Regions from separate parts of the Mus musculus genome. Here region 1 is linked to region 2. Evidence: chromatin loops called from intact Hi-C (ENCODE). Cell type or tissue: gastrocnemius. All regions are shown on one strand. Links, peaks and the distances in the headings refer to the core of each region. The heading gives the core; the rest is flanking DNA. Region 1 holds the start of Gdnf (glial cell line derived neurotrophic factor). Region 2 overlaps Wdr70 (WD repeat domain 70).

What was found. Peaks named below come from ENCODE experiments on the same cell type or tissue, not always from the same donor. Only the 100,000 strongest peaks of a DNase experiment are listed, where the experiment ranks them.
Region 1: it touches region 2 in a loop (2.2-fold over the local background); 3 of 42 quality-filtered maps call a loop at or near these places.

The regions. Positions count from the first base shown.
Region 1 is chr15:7,807,950-7,816,263 of GRCm38, reverse strand. It overlaps Gdnf (glial cell line derived neurotrophic factor), which reads right to left and starts at 714. Exons shown (of 2, transcript NM_001301357.1): 1 at 499-714. The coding sequence starts at 649. In gastrocnemius, for the core only: CTCF peaks have their summits at 3,314 (motif pointing right) and 6,082; DNase peaks (open chromatin) are centred at 3,283, 5,191, 5,594, 5,912 and 5 more places; H3K4me3 peaks cover 4,574 bases; H3K27ac peaks cover 1,107 bases.
Region 2 is chr15:8,061,333-8,069,659 of GRCm38, reverse strand. All of the region lies in intron 5 of Wdr70 (WD repeat domain 70), which reads left to right. Among named protein-coding and RNA genes, the nearest start is that of Wdr70, 34 kb to the left of the region's middle. In gastrocnemius, for the core only: a CTCF peak has its summit at 4,173; a DNase peak (open chromatin) is centred at 3,918; H3K4me3 peaks cover 857 bases; H3K27ac peaks cover 564 bases.

The sequences.
Region 1 (8,314 bases), core at 1-8,000, 250 kb after region 2:
TTCTGAACAGAATTGACACTAGGCAGATGCTAGCTCTGGAAATGGAGGTCCTTCTGTGTTTTCTCTCTGGCTGGCCTTTCTCACAAAACTCCTTGCAAGTGCAGTTCAGGATGAAAATGCAAGAGGGTTTTAGCAAGGCACAGTAAAATAGCCTTAAAAGAAAGATCCTGCTGTGTATTCTTAGAGGGGCAGGGAAGTAAGGGGTTGGGGGCAATGTGTGTGTGCCCTGGTTGTGGTTGTGATGGTGGCGATAGTGGGATATTTGTTGATGAGAATGATAAAGGGACACTATTCCACATCCTCTGTATTTGCAAGGCGCCTGGAAACCCTTGGGCAGCGGCATGCAGCTGAGTACCCTTAAGGGCCTCCCAGCCCTTCCCACTTAGTGGAGAGGCGCACAACCTTCCCGGCTGGCCCGGGTGACTGCGTGCGTGCATGCTGCGGTAGGGTGCCCTGGGGTCCGCCGGATGATGCCCCCGGGGAGGGAACGGTTCTTACAGTCACTGGTCAGCGCGAAGGGCACGCGGCGGTGGCCGAGGGAGTGGTCTTCAGCGGGCGCTTCGAGAAGCCTCTTACCGGCGGGCAGCGGGAAGGCAGACGCGGTGTGGAGCAACACCAGGCAGACAGCCACGACATCCCATAACTTCATCTTAGAGTCCCGTCCGGCGGCGGCACCTGCGCGGGCGGGCAGCGGGGAAGAGAACCGCACCAGGCAAGTTAGGCTCAGACGCCCAGGACCCTGGTGCTGACTGCAGGGCAGCCTCTTCACCACTTCCCTGCCCCCCCCCCCAACCTGCTCCCAACTCACAGCCTCTCCGCCCGCACTGCTTTTGATCGGTGCTTCCCTAAGCACCCCGCCCTTGTTCTGGTTTACTGCCCGCCCATCTTCCTTCATCCCTGGTACACCCCAGGTGCAGCTCGCATTCCCAACGGGTGCACTGCTGACCACTCTTCGGTCCTCCAGCCTCCAACTTCCAGAGGTCAGATTATGGACATAAATTTATACCACAACTCCGGGCCCGTTGCTTCTACTGGCTCGCGCGACATCCCATATTCCCGGGGGGCGGGGGCGCACGGGGTAGCCCCCATCTGGCTACCTTTGCCCGGCCCTCGACAGACAGAGACCACCCTTCCCCTCCCCAGCAACTCCCATATGTGAGCTCTGGAAGCCATCCTTTCGCTGATGCAAACAACAGGCTTTTTACCTCTGGGACTAAAATCAAGCTCACCTATCTGTCCCAGGCTGGACCTTTCTTCTAACTAGGCAGGGTGTAGGCTCAGGCTTGGTGGAAACACTTGCCCTCCCTCTGTCTACCTTTTAAACATCCTGGCTAAGTGAAAGAAAAAAATGTCACCAGAACAAGTTCATGTGACTTTGCAGACTCTGGCCTGCATAAAAGTGCCAAGTTAAGTCACTTAACTTCGGAAGCATCGGTTTGGCTTAAAATACCAGTTCCACTTCTTAGGATCATTAACTCACGAACAAGTCCAGAAAGTGCCCAATAAATGTTTTACCACTGTTAGTAGGCGGCGACTGGATCTATCTTGACATTTAAAGCCCTCCGTGGTATACCCGAACACGCCCTTGATTTTAGTTTTGCAGCTTTGTGAAGTTTTGGTCCTAATTCTGTCCCTCTCAGCAGAGATGCTATCTTTCGGTTCCCCTAGCTACTCCAGGACCCAGGACCGTAGTAAGAGTCCTGAACACCGAGTCCTTTGGACTCTTAAGACCTCACATCTCTAGAAAGGAAGAAGGCCTTGCAGTCTGGGGTGAGCTTGCTAATAAAGAAGGCTATGTTCACTTGGCGAAAAGTCCCATCCAAAGAGACGGGGGAAGAGAGATTGAATCACTTCGGGTATGGTGGTACTCTGTCACTCACAAGTCCCGTTGTTCCAGCATGGGGAATTGGCTGGGGAGCATTCTCAAATCAGGTAAATCATGCATTTTGAGAAAACAGTCTTGACATTTTTAATGGGGGAGGGCAAATCAGTTTTCAGGTACACACACACACACACACACACACACACACACACACACCTCCCTGCACCTTTCCTATTAGTCTCCAGGCTTTTGCTTCTCTCTCCTTTCCGGGGTACATCCCTCCCGCCCCTCACAATCTCCACCCAGAATTCCAGTCTAGGTCCCTAGATAAGGCCACTAGGAAAGCATTTAATTCGGCTGCCACCTCCCACTGCTGCGGAGACGAATTCATTTTCCATCCCTTGGGCGTCTGTTTTCTCCGCAGCTGTTGGGTTCGGAGATTGGGAAGCGACGGAACCACACAGCTCCGGGGTTCCGGCTGCGCGGGCTGGCTCGAACACCCCAGAGGAGGGGGAAAAAAAAAGACTCCCCTGGCTCCCGCCCCTCACGCAGCAGTGCAGAGAGGCGCTTCGCGAGCGGGGAGCGGGGGGGGGGGGGGAAGGCAAGGCCTCCGGGGTGCTAGCTTTGCCAGCTCTCGGGTGCGTGCGAAATGGCTGGCAGTCCCGAGCGGCAGGGAGGCGCGGGGTTAAGGCGCGGTCCTGGATCGCCGTGCCGGTCGGCAGGAAGCGGCGGAGGCACCAGATTTCCCTTCCGCATTAAGAGGGTTTTCCTATTTATTTATTTATTTATTTATTTATCTATCTCAGTTTGGCTCACGGAAAGCTTTTAAAATTGGACATGGCGAGCCTCGATCAGAAGCGAGGCGACGCTGGCAAAGGAGGAAAACACTTGAAACATTCACTCTCTGCCTCGCCAAAGGAGACTCTCCATCTTATTGTAAGCGGGCAGCATCGGGCTTCCCGAAAGCACCCCGCCCCCAATCCCGAGGAGGTGCAGGAACACTCTTCTCTGAGAGACGCGGGACCCGCTCTTCGCTCCTCTCTGAGCCGCTCTTTAATTGGTGGCACTTGCTCCCCCCCAACACCCGGGTGGGGATGGGGTGTGCATCTCCCTGGATGCTCTTCCAAGGAGTCCATCTGGGCCCCGCCCCGCATCCCTACTTTTCTTTTTACCGATTTCTACCCTGAAGCGTTGGCCAGACCAGTTCCCGCCGCGCGTGGCCTTTGCTGCGCGTGCTTAAGGCACCGGCCCGCGCGGGGTACCAAGCTTTTACTCCGAGGTTGACTCTGCTAAGTGAACCCCATTCTCTCTCGGACTTGGAAAGCCGGTTCTACTCTGCATCTGGGATCAACTCATCCCAGCGGGGCAGAGGGATCGCTCTGTGCATTTGGGCACCAGGTGGGACCTAGGACGGGGGCTGAAGGATGCTCAGAAAAGCCGCGGTAGGGACTGCCAAATCGCCGCTCACCAATTCTGAGTTCCCGGCACCAGGGGGCACTAGAAACCGCTCGGGCCTTGTCTTCCCGCGGCGGGTAGGCTGGATTGTCATTTAAAAATATAAAACAGTAGAAGAACCAATGTTTCTACCACATATCCCCATACTAGTGCAGGGACCTATAGACGTCCTTATGTGAATCCTCACTTTTCGGGTTTCTATTCTTTGATTCTCTTTCCCCATATCCTGTCTCCTCATTTCACCTGAGGTGGTTGGCAACCTACTTTTAGACCCCCTAATCCTCTATCACCTAGAAAACTCTGCAGTGGGTGGCCGCTCCCTGCCACCAGTGCCCCCCCCCCCCCCGCACATTTTGGGGCTAGCAGGCTGGAAAGTTTGTCTGGGATTTGCTTTCAAGACCTGGTGGCCTGGGAGGAGAGTTTACTATAAATTCGGGTGTTTCCTGTAGGGTCTGGGCAGAAATTACTAAAAGATCTGTTGCTTGTATTCACTGTGCTCAGTGTCCTTGACTGAGGACGCATTCTCTTACCACTGCCCTATAAGTGGCCAGCCCAAGATGGAGAAAGGGAGAAAATATGGGATGCTTCCCGGGGAAAAAAGCCAGGGGTGGTTCTGTTTATTAGAGGAGCCAAGGTAGAGTTCTAGGCCCCAGAGCACAAGAATCTCGTGCAGATGCGGGCTAGAAACGCCGCGGGCTAACCGGACACTACACACTTGTCACTTGTTTAAAAGACACCTCCCCCACCAAAGCTCAGAGAGAGGGAGGGCATGGTCAGGGCAAGAAAGAAACTGCGAATCCGTCTTTGGAGGTTTGGAGAGAGGAGGAGCATAATTACTGGGCTAGTTGCATCTTAAACACGTATTCAAAACACCGAGGAAGCGTGAGTCGAGCGCTCTCTAACATATTCCCTAAAGGAACTGGCAGAGTTGCCTTTATCCCGGTCAAAGAGCACAAACTTGGCGAACTCAGGGCTAAGTTAGACAAGCTTCCCGTGGTGTACCCATCCGCCCTGCAGGCAGATTCTGCTACAGGCAAGATTGCAAGCAGGGAGGAACCTGTTAAAGTGCCTTCCTACTCCCGATTCATGGGTTCCTTTTCCCTGCGTGGGGCTGGAAACCATCCCCATTCAAAATCTGCCTTGAAGTGGTACAAAGTAGTGTGTGGGTGGGGGTGAGGGGGTGTTGGGGGAAGAGACACAGAGTGCCAAAGAGAAGAGGAAGAGGTAATTAAAACAATCACCCCAAGGCCTGGCGGGGACCTGGAGGGTTCCTAAGAGTCTTTCCAGACAGAATCCTAAGGCCGAGGCGCTCGCTGTAAGGAGCTACTTCCCTAATCTCGACCCCGCATAAGGGCATTTACAAAGTTGAAGCAAAAGGCCAGAGGAGGGGAGGAATTCCGCTTTGCAAAATCTCTCTAGAGGAGGCGAGCCCTCTATTTTTAGGTTCACAGCACCTTTGCAGCCCTCCTTCCCAGGGCTTAGCTTTCTCCCAGAACAGACCCAAACAAGCTCAACAGTAAGTAACATTCCGAGCTATGATAACGCTGCAGTTGCACTCTGGAAAAGACGCTGGCTGCGGTGGGTTAGTAGCTAGCCAAGTCTCGCACGCTGGGTTCCAGGACTGTACAGAGCGAGGTAGGGGAATTACCCTTCTCTGGCTTTTCAGGGTTCCAGGACACCAGGGTCTCTGTCTGTACTTTTTTTGTTCAAGCGGAAAAGACAACCTATCCTCCGCAAGTCTAGCCTCCCTCCGGTTCCTAGCCTTCCTACTTTACACTCGGTCGCCCGCTTGGGGTCCAGCCGCGCCCTTCTGCCTTCAGACGACGCAACCGCCGCCCGCCCTGTCCCCTCCAGCACGTTTCCCTCTCTTACCTCGGATCCGGTCTCCGTAGACCCCCAGTTGGACATTAACTCCAAGTGGCCCGAATCCCATCCAGGAGACCCATCCGGACCTCGGGCAGGAGCGCGGGGCCCCGCCCAGAAGGTCGGGAGCAAGAGCACGCAATCCAGGGGTCGCGCCGGGCAGCGAGGACACGCAGGAGGCGGCGGCCACCGTGCCAGCCGCCGCCGCCGCCGCCGCGAGGAGGGCGAAGGCTGCCGACACCTCGCACACCGGCCTCCTGGACCCCAAGAAGACTAAGTCTGAGCAGCCGCCCCTGCCTTGGCTGAGGAGTGGCACGGCTGCGCGCGCGGCGCTCGCTCTGGGCTGGAGCAGCACGGGGCCCCGGGCGCTGCGGGTGGCTCCGAGGCGGTCGCCTCACTCTGCACCTCCTCGGGGCGCGGTGGCTGCGAGTGCGAGGCGGGCCTGTCTGATGCTGCCGAGGTCTTGCCTGGAGATCCGAACGAGACACCACGTCAAACCGCGCTGGCAGTCCCTTGAAGACATGAGGGCGCCAGGAGCGCAGGCTGGCCGTGGAGAGCCCGGGCCAGAGGGCCGGGATTGGGGAGTAGGGGGGCGCCGAACCGGGAGGGGGGAGGGGAGGGGGTCCGGCGGCAACGGCGGCCTGAGTGTGGGGGAGGGACGGAGATCCGGGCAAAAGGCACCGGAGCTGCGGGAGCCCGGTGCGGGGTGCGAGTGGGTGACTCCGAGAGCCTCTTCACGGGGCTTGCAGGAACCGCGGCGGGGCTCGCGTTTTCTAGCAGGGTAGATCCACAGGAACGTGCGCTGAGCTCGGCTCACAGCAGCCCCAGGGGGCAATCGCAACTTGGTAAAAGCGTCTGGCGCTCCGAGGGAGGGCGCTCTGCCTGCTGGAGGCTACCTCGGCGCTTTCCTCGTCCCCTTCGAAGGCTGTCCTTCCTCCTCCGAGTGTCCTGCCCTCCCGGTTTTCTGCAGGACAGAAGGCAGGGGCGAGAAGACAAGCAGCCTGCACCGAGAAGTTTTCCCAGCACCGAGAAGAAGAAGCGCGGAACAGCCGAGAGAGGAGAACAGAGTGTTTGCCAGGGCACGCTGCAAGTGGGGATGCATTTATAGAGCTCTCACTGCGTGACGTGCCCTCCAGTGGCTTTTCTGATTCGCTTTCTGACCTAAACACACATTAGTTTAGTCCCCAGGCTAGGGCCAACACGGTCTCCAAATATCTGCTGGCTGAAGTCAGAGGCTTTGCATATCATGTATTACATGGCCGGCAATGAAGAAGGCTTCTGAGGTTGGCCGGCTTCTCAGACCTAGGCTTCATTTCCATGCTGTTGTAATACAATACCAGACGTGGGGTAGGCACATACATTCAAAATCACAATTCCAGAGGCGTAAGATCACTTGATCAGGGAGAGGTCAGGGAAGGTAGGGCATAAACCTGCCTTTGTTCAAGAGTTTTGAAAAAGTTATTTGGCGAACCTAAGCAAGGACTGGGTGCAGTTTCCAGCGAGAGGGACTCAGCCTTCCTTCTAGCGCTCTGAAAAAAGGGGGAGAGGACAGACCTTTTTCTGCATTTTCTCCTGTTGGTTAGCTGAACACCAGAAGCCAGGAGCCTTCTTTGTAGAGGACAAGAGGAGGACAGGCTCTTGCACCCTTTGCATATGGCTGAACTGTAAATACGTCCCATCCACATAGGTATGGAATCCGGTCTGTCTTTGATATGTGCTAAATAAGGTAGGTCTCTGCTAGGGAAACCTGTTTACCGGCAGCCACCGACCGGGCTTGAATGTAGTAGGACCTCCTTAATTTTATTAGTCGGAGAAGGTGAAAGCATAAACAGGCTCAATTGACATCTACACCCCTCTCCTCTTATGACTCATCCAGTTGTTGGGGAGTATGTGTTCTGGAAGAAGCTGAGACAATAGATAGGGGTAATGTGTGTGGCAATGTGGGGGGGAAGATGACATATTATTACAAGTACCCAGAGTCAAAGATCAGCCACTTTAGAGGCTTATCAGTGAAGTTATTGTGGGCAGGGAAATTGTTCTTTCTAACTTACTGTGATTGAGAGATTAAACCTAGTGCAAACCAGCTCTTTCAACAACACCTTGCAGGGAAGCAAGGATGCTCTCTGTTGTCTACAGAGTGTGATGGGTGCTTCCTTCTTTGATAGATGCATAGTAGCAGTGTACATGGGCTTAGAAATGGGCTGAGGGAAAATGTATCCATGTTCAGTCCAGCATTATTTTGGAATCCAAAGCTGACTTGAATCAGTGCTGGGTTTTTTTTTAAATCATATATGATTTTTAATTTTTTAATTTTTCATTTTAAAGCTTTTCACTAGGCAGGCCCGAAAACAAAACAAAACGAAACAACAGCAACAGTAACAACAAAACGCCTGGACTTATTTAGCTCTTGCTGTGTGCTAGGCCTTGAGTAGTGTGTTGATCAGGTGAGGGGCTCCAGGGGACAGTTGCCACTGAGTTAACTGTGGAAGGAAGGCTGACCGGAATCTCCTCCACTCAGCCACGTGTCACCCAAAAGCCTTCCGGAAAGGCCACTCAGCCAGGCCTCACGAAAACTGGATTGAAGTCCAGGAACTGGAAGGTCATTCAGGATGCAGCTCTGGGCTGGGGTTATCCGTCTGCCCCCTCAAAACCAGGCATCTGCCTGTCCCTACTAACGGGGCTTAGCTGCCTGGACTATTCAGCTCCTCGCTCACTCCCTGATTTCCTCCTGGTGTTCTTTGGCTTCTGCTCCTGCTACCAACTGCAGAGCTCTCTGTTGATCTCCCATTTAAACTTCTTTAGTGCAAGTATCTGCTGCTAGGCACTCACAAAACATTTGAGCTGGACTGAACTTCTTAATCAGGCCTCCTCGGAGATGCCAGGTCGCCCTGGAGATGCGCAGACCTCAGATCAGGTGCAATGCCTGGGCCAGCCATCTGAATCCAAATTGTTCATGTCTCAGAAACAACAGCTTCGGCCCTTTGCTGAGGGCCCTGTCTGGGGTCCCTTTCCACTTTCCTTGTACAGTGGTTGTTCACACAGAAAAAGCTGTGTCAGTGGCAGACACTTGGAGTCTTAGCTGTTCCTCTGTTCAACAACTTCCTTCCTTCATAAGCTTACCCGTTCATATTAGTTTCTTATCACTGAGACCAAATGCTTCACAAGAAGCAACTT
Region 2 (8,327 bases), core at 263-8,262:
GGACTTTTTGAAGAGCAGTCAGTGCTCTTAACTGCTGAGCCATCTCTCCAGCATGATTCTTTTGTTTTGTTGTGTTTGTTTTACAGGAGAATTTCAAGTAAGAGGTCTCAACAGAGAATGTGCATTTTAAATGCTTCCTTTAGGGACAGTGACACTTTAATGAAACAAGTTATAGCAGTAAATAACATAACTTTCCCTCAGTTGAATTCGATTAATTTTTTTTTAAAGGAGGTTTTATGGTAACCCCATTGTTTCTAAAACTAACATGCAGCTAAGTGCCCAATTCTCTTATGGACATGTCTGAATCTTCCATCAGAATAGGCTAAAACAGAAGCCCCGAATGACAGCCCAGTCAGACTTTACTTCCTTTCGCCTACTAGATGTCTCTGACAAAGGAGTTTGCTGGTTTCCAGTGGATCCCAGTCAAATCCTCAGTGCCCCTTTTCCGTCTTCCATGTTGATTAACATTTTGTCTCACATTTCCCTTCCTGTTGGTTAGTTTTCTGTCAACTTGACACAAACTAGAGTCATCAGAGAGGAGGGAGCTTCAGGTGAGATCTGGGTGTCAGGTATGGAGGTCATTTCTTTAATGTGGGAGGGACTAGCCCACTGTGTGTGAGGTCAAGTGGAATTGAATGTTTTTATATTAAAACTGTTACTTTTTTGGTATTCTGCCTTTTTTTAGTTTTGTAATCATACATCAGAATGGAAGTAGAGATTGAGTGCTTGATCGTGGCCAGCACGGCTCTGGCGGGGCTCGCCCTTCTTCCCCGTTCTCTCTCTTGCCTTTAGAGCACATTCCTTTTAAAAAAAATGATTTATTTATTTATGTATTTATTTTATGTATGTGAGTACACTATAGCTGTACAGATAGTTGTGAGCCTTCATGTGGTTGCTGGGAATTGAATTTTTTTTGGACATCTGTTCGCTCTGGTTGGCCCCGCTTGCTCAGGCCCAAAGATTTATTTATTATTATACATAAGTACACTGTAGCTGTCTTCAGACGCACCAGAAGAGGGCATCAGATCTCATTACGGGTGGTTGTGAGCCACCATGTGGTTGCTGGGAATTGAACTCAGGACCTTTGGAAGAACAGTCAGTGCTCTTACCCGCTGAGCCATCCTCCAGCCCTAGAGCACATTCCTAAAGCTAGCCATCAAGGTCCATTCCCTCATTTTGACCACTTCCTTCTCCTGAGGCTGACTTCTAAGGTCCAGCTATCAAAGTATTGAAGTCTAGCAATCAAAAGCCCCTTTTGGCTCACCTAATTAACAAGCCCAATTAAAATTAAACACCTCACCCTAACATGGGGTTTCCTCTTGTACCTTTATAAACTGCCATTTTCCTTTGGGTCACATCTGACTCCTGTATCCAGAGGCAGTCCTTTGTCCCCTACTCTTGGACCTCCCTTGTTCCCTTCCCCTTCTCTTTCTTTCTCTGTCTCATGGCCTTGTTTCTTATTCTCTGTTCTTTGTCTCCTTGGTATTGAGAAGTTGATCTTGGGGTGTCCTGAGTTGATTGGATCATTTCAGAGATAGAAAATGAAGAAATGTAGGTCAAAAGGTTTCTGTAAGAACCAGGATCCCAGCCTTCTTTATAAATGCAGTTAGTGATTGCTAGCGCTACCCTAAGGGAGAATGAGATGGAATCCTGTCCCTATGTCCTAACCACTTCCCTTTGTAAAGTGAGTTTTGATGGCTAGGGCTGGACAGGGAAGAGCTAGAACAGTGCTAGTTAGGACCATATAGACTGCACTGGGACACTATAGACTGTACCAGGACACTATAGACTGCACTAGGACACTGTAGACTGCACTAGGACACTGCAGACTGCACTAGGGCACTATAGACTGCACTAGGACACTACAGACTGCACTAGGACACTACAGACTGCACTAGGACACTGCAGACTGCACTAGGACACTGCAGACTGCACTAGGACACTACAGACTGCACTAGGACACTGCAGACTGCACTAGGACACTGCAGACTGCACTAGGACACTACAGACTGCACTAGGACACTGCAGACTGCACTAGGACACTGCAGACTGCACTAGGACACTACAGACTGCACTAGGACACTACAGACTGCACTAGGACACTACAGACTGCACTAGGACACTACAGACTGCACTAGGACACTACAGACTGCACTAGGACACTGCAGACTGCACTAGGACACTGCAGACTGCACTAGGACACTGCAGACTGCACTAGGACACTACAGACTGCACTAGGACACTACAGACTGCACTAGGACACTACAGACTGCACTAGGACACTGCAGACTGCACTAGGACACTGCAGACTGCACTAGGACACTGCAGACTGCACTAGGACACTGCAGACTGCACTAGTAAAGTGTCAGTGCATTGCCTTTTTTCCAGCCCACACTGCCCTGGGACATGGAAAAGCACCCCCCCCCACCCTTTAATTTGATGATCACAGCTTTGAACCCCTGTGGCTGGCTCTCTCTTACTTTTCTTTTTTTGTTTGTTTGTGTTTTGGTTTTTCGAGACAGGGTTTCTCTATATAGCTCTGGCTGTCCTGGAACTCACTCTGTAGACCAAGATGGCCTCGAACTCAGAAATCCGCCTGCTTCTGCCTCCCAAGTGCTGGGATTAAAGGCGTGCGCCACCATGCCCAGCTCTCTTACTTTTCAATGGGGAAATTTAACCTAGGGCCTCTGTGCAAACTGAAGACCTGACTGTTGTGTGGTATGTTTTCAGGGCAAGGGTTTATTGTAGATATGAGGGAGAGGACAGCTAGAGGCAGCTGGAGGCCAGCATGAGCTTTGCAGTGCTCATAGGCACCACAGGTAACCATATGTCCCTATAAGGGAAATGACTTCTTTGGTAGATGGGAGACAGTTTCACAAGTTCCTAAGGAATGCTGGCTTTTATCTGACTGCCAGAAATCCTCTTACAGTCCAGGTTGAGCCCATCGTGGATATTTGGATAGCCTTTTGGAGTTTCCTTTGGATTAGACATCCTCACTGCCCATGCTGGGCAAGCATTCTGGCAAGGGTCAGCATCTGCAACCCTCTTAAATATGTGCGTTTCCTTCAGTAGTTAGCTAGCATTGTGGTTGCCGTCACTGCTCAAGCTAATGCATTAGAAATGTTAATATATTATTTGCTTTTAATGTCAAACTTGCTTTTTACTCATTCTTTATTAGGCTTTGCTTATGTGGAGGTTAGTGGTAATTGTTCATTCAAATAGAACTTGAGGATTTATTTATATTTTTCTTCGAATTAAATAAACAACAACAGTTTAGATGGAAAATGTCAGAGAAAAGAATTGAAAAATCATATTTTAAAAATTTCCGTTTGTACATAATCTTATCTTTTATAAGGCAAAGGAGGTTACAACACGTAATGGAACGGACGGAGACTTTGGAATTATTGCGGGTTTCATTGTCCTCAGGTTTCCGTTGCTATCCTGTTTCACATTACTACAGAAAATGGCCAGTTTGAGTTTTATGACTGTAACTAAAGGCTAAATGTAACAGTGACTTTTGAGTGGTGAACACCTGTTATCCATGAACTTTGTCTGACTCCCTGGCTGGCACGTTCTTGGTAGATGACAGTCCAAGTTTGGGCCACCACTGTGTTTCTCTGTCTTCTGTCTGAAGCCTTTCATCCCCTTGGCCTTGCCCACTGCCAACCACCTGTATCCGTCAGTCTCCTCCTCATGGGTAGGGAAAGAAAGGGTGAGGATTGGAAGTTGCGGGGGTCTCGTCAAGTCTTTCTGAGGCGCCGTGACAGTGAAACAGTTCACAGGAGCAGAGTGAGGGTCGCCGCGTGTGACCGGACTGCCCTGAGTCACTGCCATCCTCTGCTGTTTTAGACTGTTAATTTACTTGTAAATATGGTGAGTGTGTGCATGTGTGCAAGCAGGAGCACGTGGAGTCAGAGGCCAGCTTTGAGGAGTCGGTTCTCCCTGCCACCACCGCAGTGGTCTTGAGCTTAGGTTCCGAGGCGTGGCGGTGAAGCCCGCTCCTCCTGACGGTCTGCCAGACCTGTTGGTTTCGTTATCGCTTTTGGTCAGTTTAACTCGAAGTTGACTTTGAAGAGTTGTTTTATTTTTAAAACACCGTGAGGAAGCTTACTGACTTTTAAGTTCAAAGGATAGTTACTATTTAAAACGTTACACCTGCGAAGTGCTGTCAGCAGAGGCTGCTAGAGGCTTTCTTCTAGAGAACTCTGTTTCCACTGGGCTTCACTGAGGGTGAAGACCTCATTCTCCGAAGTGGGCACTAGGGGGAAGGAGAGACATTTTTATTCCAATTGTCTCCTATTTAGAGAGGAAGAGAAAGTGTTTTTTTTTTTTTTTTTTTTTTTAGAGCCAGGTCTGGCTGGCCTTGAGTTTGTGAATCTCCCCTTTCCCTCCCATGTGCTAGGATTACTGGTTCACACCATCGTGCCTAGCCAGACCTTTGATAAATAATAACTTCTATAAACTGTCACAAGTGACTTGTAGACTGAGACAAAGGCTGGAATAATTGTCTCGTCTTAGAGCGTTTTAGCTAATAGATTCTTATTTAGGGTACACTTTATCGGCACATGGGCACTTTATATCATGATGTTATTTGTAAGGTCAGAGGATACTCATTTCTCTACTCACACTAAACAACGGAAGTCTAATCTTGTCATGTCCCTACTCTCAAGCCTCTAGTTCATGCCTATCATTTGTAAGCAGTCCAGGTCCCTTGCCTTGGCCTCTGAGGTCTAGCTTAACTTGATTCCTACAGAAATTTTAGACTTTATCCCCTTTATTTTCCTGACCTGTTCATGTCTCTCTAGCTATGTTGTCCTCTCTGCTTTCCTTTAAGCAGCAGAATGGTCCAGGTGGAGCCTCTGCTTTTTTCTGTCCTGTATCTGCATGGTGCCCAAAGCTCTTGGTGCCCCCTTGTCTCGCTTGGATCTTTGCTTCCGTTGTAGTTCAAGTCAGTGACCCCTTGGCCTACTGCTCTTGTCCGTGCTCGACAGTGCTTCAGTCTTCTGGAGGTCTTGACTCCTGGCCCGTTGTCTCTTTTCTACCCAGAGTAAGCATTCACATTGTCTTGGGACTACTCTATCTCCAGTGGCCATAAAGGTACCTGGCATCAAGGAGGCCCCTCAGAAATACTGTTGAATGACAGAATGGCCGTTCTTGCTACTGGTCACTTTTGTCTCTAGGTACTTCACTAAATCATGCCAAATCTGGTCTCTTCTCAGTTTTGCTTAGAGGCACTCAGGCAGGATGACTCTACCACAGTTATCTTGGCAATGCCATTTTAAGCCCTTATCCAGTCAAGTTCTTTCTGCCTCTGAGCAATCTGATTTTGTTCACCAATCATCTAGTAACCTTCTGTTGAGTGTACCACGATCGTCGGGACCCTTTCTCCTTTCTTTTCCCTTCCCCTCTTCTATTCGTTTTAAGTGTGCATGTCTGTGTAGTGTGTATGTATGTGTGTGGTGTCTGGTATATGCACCTGTATGTGTGCTCTGCTCTGTCATACTCCACCTTATTCCCTTGAGACACTCACACTCACTCACTCACTCACTCACTTGTTCTCTCTCTCTCTATCTCTGAATCTAGAGCGAGGCTTACAGGCAGCAGTCCTCAGGAGTCCTCTCATCTCTGTCTCACAGCGCTAGGTCACAGGGTTTATTTTTAATGTGGGCTTTAAGTCCAAGTCCTTATGCTTGCCTAGCCTAGCTCTCGCTCACTCAGCGACTTCACTAGCCCCTTTATTCTCAGTGATCAAGGTCTTCTGGGGAGGGTGCACTAGTGCATGTAGATAATACAAGGCATATTTCAAATACAATTTTTTTAACGTGTAAATATCCAAACCTACATTGTGGTAAACATCTGTCAAGATAATGTGTATGTGAATTGCAAATGTTGCTGATGTAAAGTTTCACTATGTATGTGGAAATGGTGTTTGAGATGTTCTCTGCTTCATCAAAACCATGTCAGAGGAGGACCTGATTGTGTTAGAGTGGCTAGTTGAAGAACAGCATGGTTGAGTGTGTTAGAATGTATGGGCTAAGAGGCTCAGAGGGAGCTGCGTGAGGGCTTTCATGACCTTCCGTTTTCTATTCTGGTGGTGCTTGCCTGGAATCTCAGGACTTGAGCCATGCTGCAGGAGGATTAAGAGTTCAAGGCCAGCTTTGGTAATAGTATGAGTACAGCCTTGGCTACAAAAGACCACCTCGCAGAAATACAAATAGAAAGACAGAAGAACAAAACCAAACAAGATATGAAAACTATAACTGATCAAACAAAAGGTAGCTTTTTAGATAATAATCCTGCCAAAGTAAATTATATAAAATTCAGTTCCCATGTCATAATAATGTTACTTTGCAATCCATAATTCATTGTGCACTCGGTTTGGAGGGTGGCTTTCAGGAGTTAGTTCTCCCTCCCATCCTGTGGAATCTTGGATCTACCCCAGTATACCTTTTCCCCCTGCAGGGCCTCTTCAGCTCCTAAATATGATTTAGTTAAAAAGTTCACTGTGTACTTTAAATGATAACTTAAAATTCTGTTTTTAGAGGAAATACACTTCTATCTAAAAGTTTAGGTTTCTTTTTAAGATTTTAATCAAACCTTGTGTTTTTCTGAGAAAAATGTGGTTTTCCATTTGACCACCTCTCATGGTCATGAAAGACTGCCTTGGGCATCTGGTTTGTATCGTCTCATTTCTCCCCACAGTGCGCCTTGTCCTCTGACTCAAGACCTTCTTGGCTTCTCTTCCTGTGGCATGCCCTGTCTGCTCTCACTGAACCTTCCCCATTGCACCTAAGGATAATTCCTACCACCACCATCTTTTACACTGTGTTAAATTCCTTTCTCTTCATCTTTTATTCTTGTTTTTGCCTCTTCCAGTTCTTGTTCTCTTCCTGTATATTCCTCATCTTTTGGCTACTTTACTTATGTTTCATTTTACCGTAAAAGGTTTCATTTGGGTGTGGGTAATCAGGGTCCCAGTATGTAGCTGAGGCTGGCATTGAGTTTGTGATCTTCCTGCCTCCGCCTCCTAAGCGTTGGTATTACAGGTTAATCCCCGACGTTCAGTGAAGATGGTGTCAGCAGTGGCAGCTGCTCTTCTGTTTTGTTTTCACAACTGGATATAGTGTAATCAAAGTTATCCCTGTTTCTCTGTCTCAGTTGTTTTAGTTGTGTTATGAGTTGATCTTTTCAGCTAGTGACCATTCCCAAAGAATGGAAGTCATAGGATGCTGTGTTATGTGCTTCTCTGACTGTTGGAGAAGATGCCCACGGAAACTGACTCATCACCTTTTCAGTTCGGCAGGTGTAAGCACAGTGTGTGGAAGTCAAACAGAACAAGCACTCTTTGCCCTTTGCCCCATGTGTGGGTGTGTAAGCTAGTTCTGCTACACCAGCAGTCAACAAGCCCCATCTCCATCTCCCCGATTTGGAATTGTAGGCACGCAGCACTTTGCCCTGCCTTTTTTTTTTTTAATATTTTTTTATTATGTATTTTCCTCATTTACATTTCCAATGCTATCCCAAAAGTCCCCCATAGCCCCCCCCCATTCCCCTACCCACCTACTCCCACTTTTTGGCCCTGGCGTTCCCCTGTACTGGGGCATATAAAGTTTGCAAGTCCAATGGGCCTCTTTGCATTGATGGCCGACTAGGCCATCTTTTGATACATATGCAGCTAGAGTCAAGAGCTCCGGGGTACTGGTTAGTTCATAATGTTGTTCCACCTATAGGGTTGCAGATCCCTTTAGTTCCTTGGGTACTTTCTCTAGCTCCTCCATTGGGGGCCCTGTGATCCATCCAATAGCTGACTGTGAGCATCCACTTCTGTGTTTGCTAGGCCCCGGCATAGTCTCACAAGAGACAGCTATATCTGGGTCCTTTCAGCAAAATCTTGCTAGTGTATGGAATGGTGTCAGCGTTTGGAGGCTGATTATGGGATGGATCCCTGGATATGTTTGCCCTGCCTTTTAAGTAGTTAAAAGGTAGGTGCTGGGAACTTGAACTCAGGTCCTCATACTTACATGGTAGTTATTTTACTGACTGAGCCATCTCTCTTATTTAAGTTTTATATTTCTAAAGTTCCATATTTAGAGACTAGCAAACCTGTGTAAAAGCTGTTCCAATAGAACTTTCTAAAATTTGTCTCCAGACCTTGATCCTTGTCTGGAAGAACATTTGTTCGCTTCATTGTTTGCTAGGAGTGCAGCTGATTGTGAGTTTGACACAAGAGCAAGACCAGCAGCATGACTCCATGGCCCCCAGGCCATGTTGATGTGGTCTCACTGTCTCCTGCCATTCCCGAATAGGTGTTTTTTTCTCACAGTGTG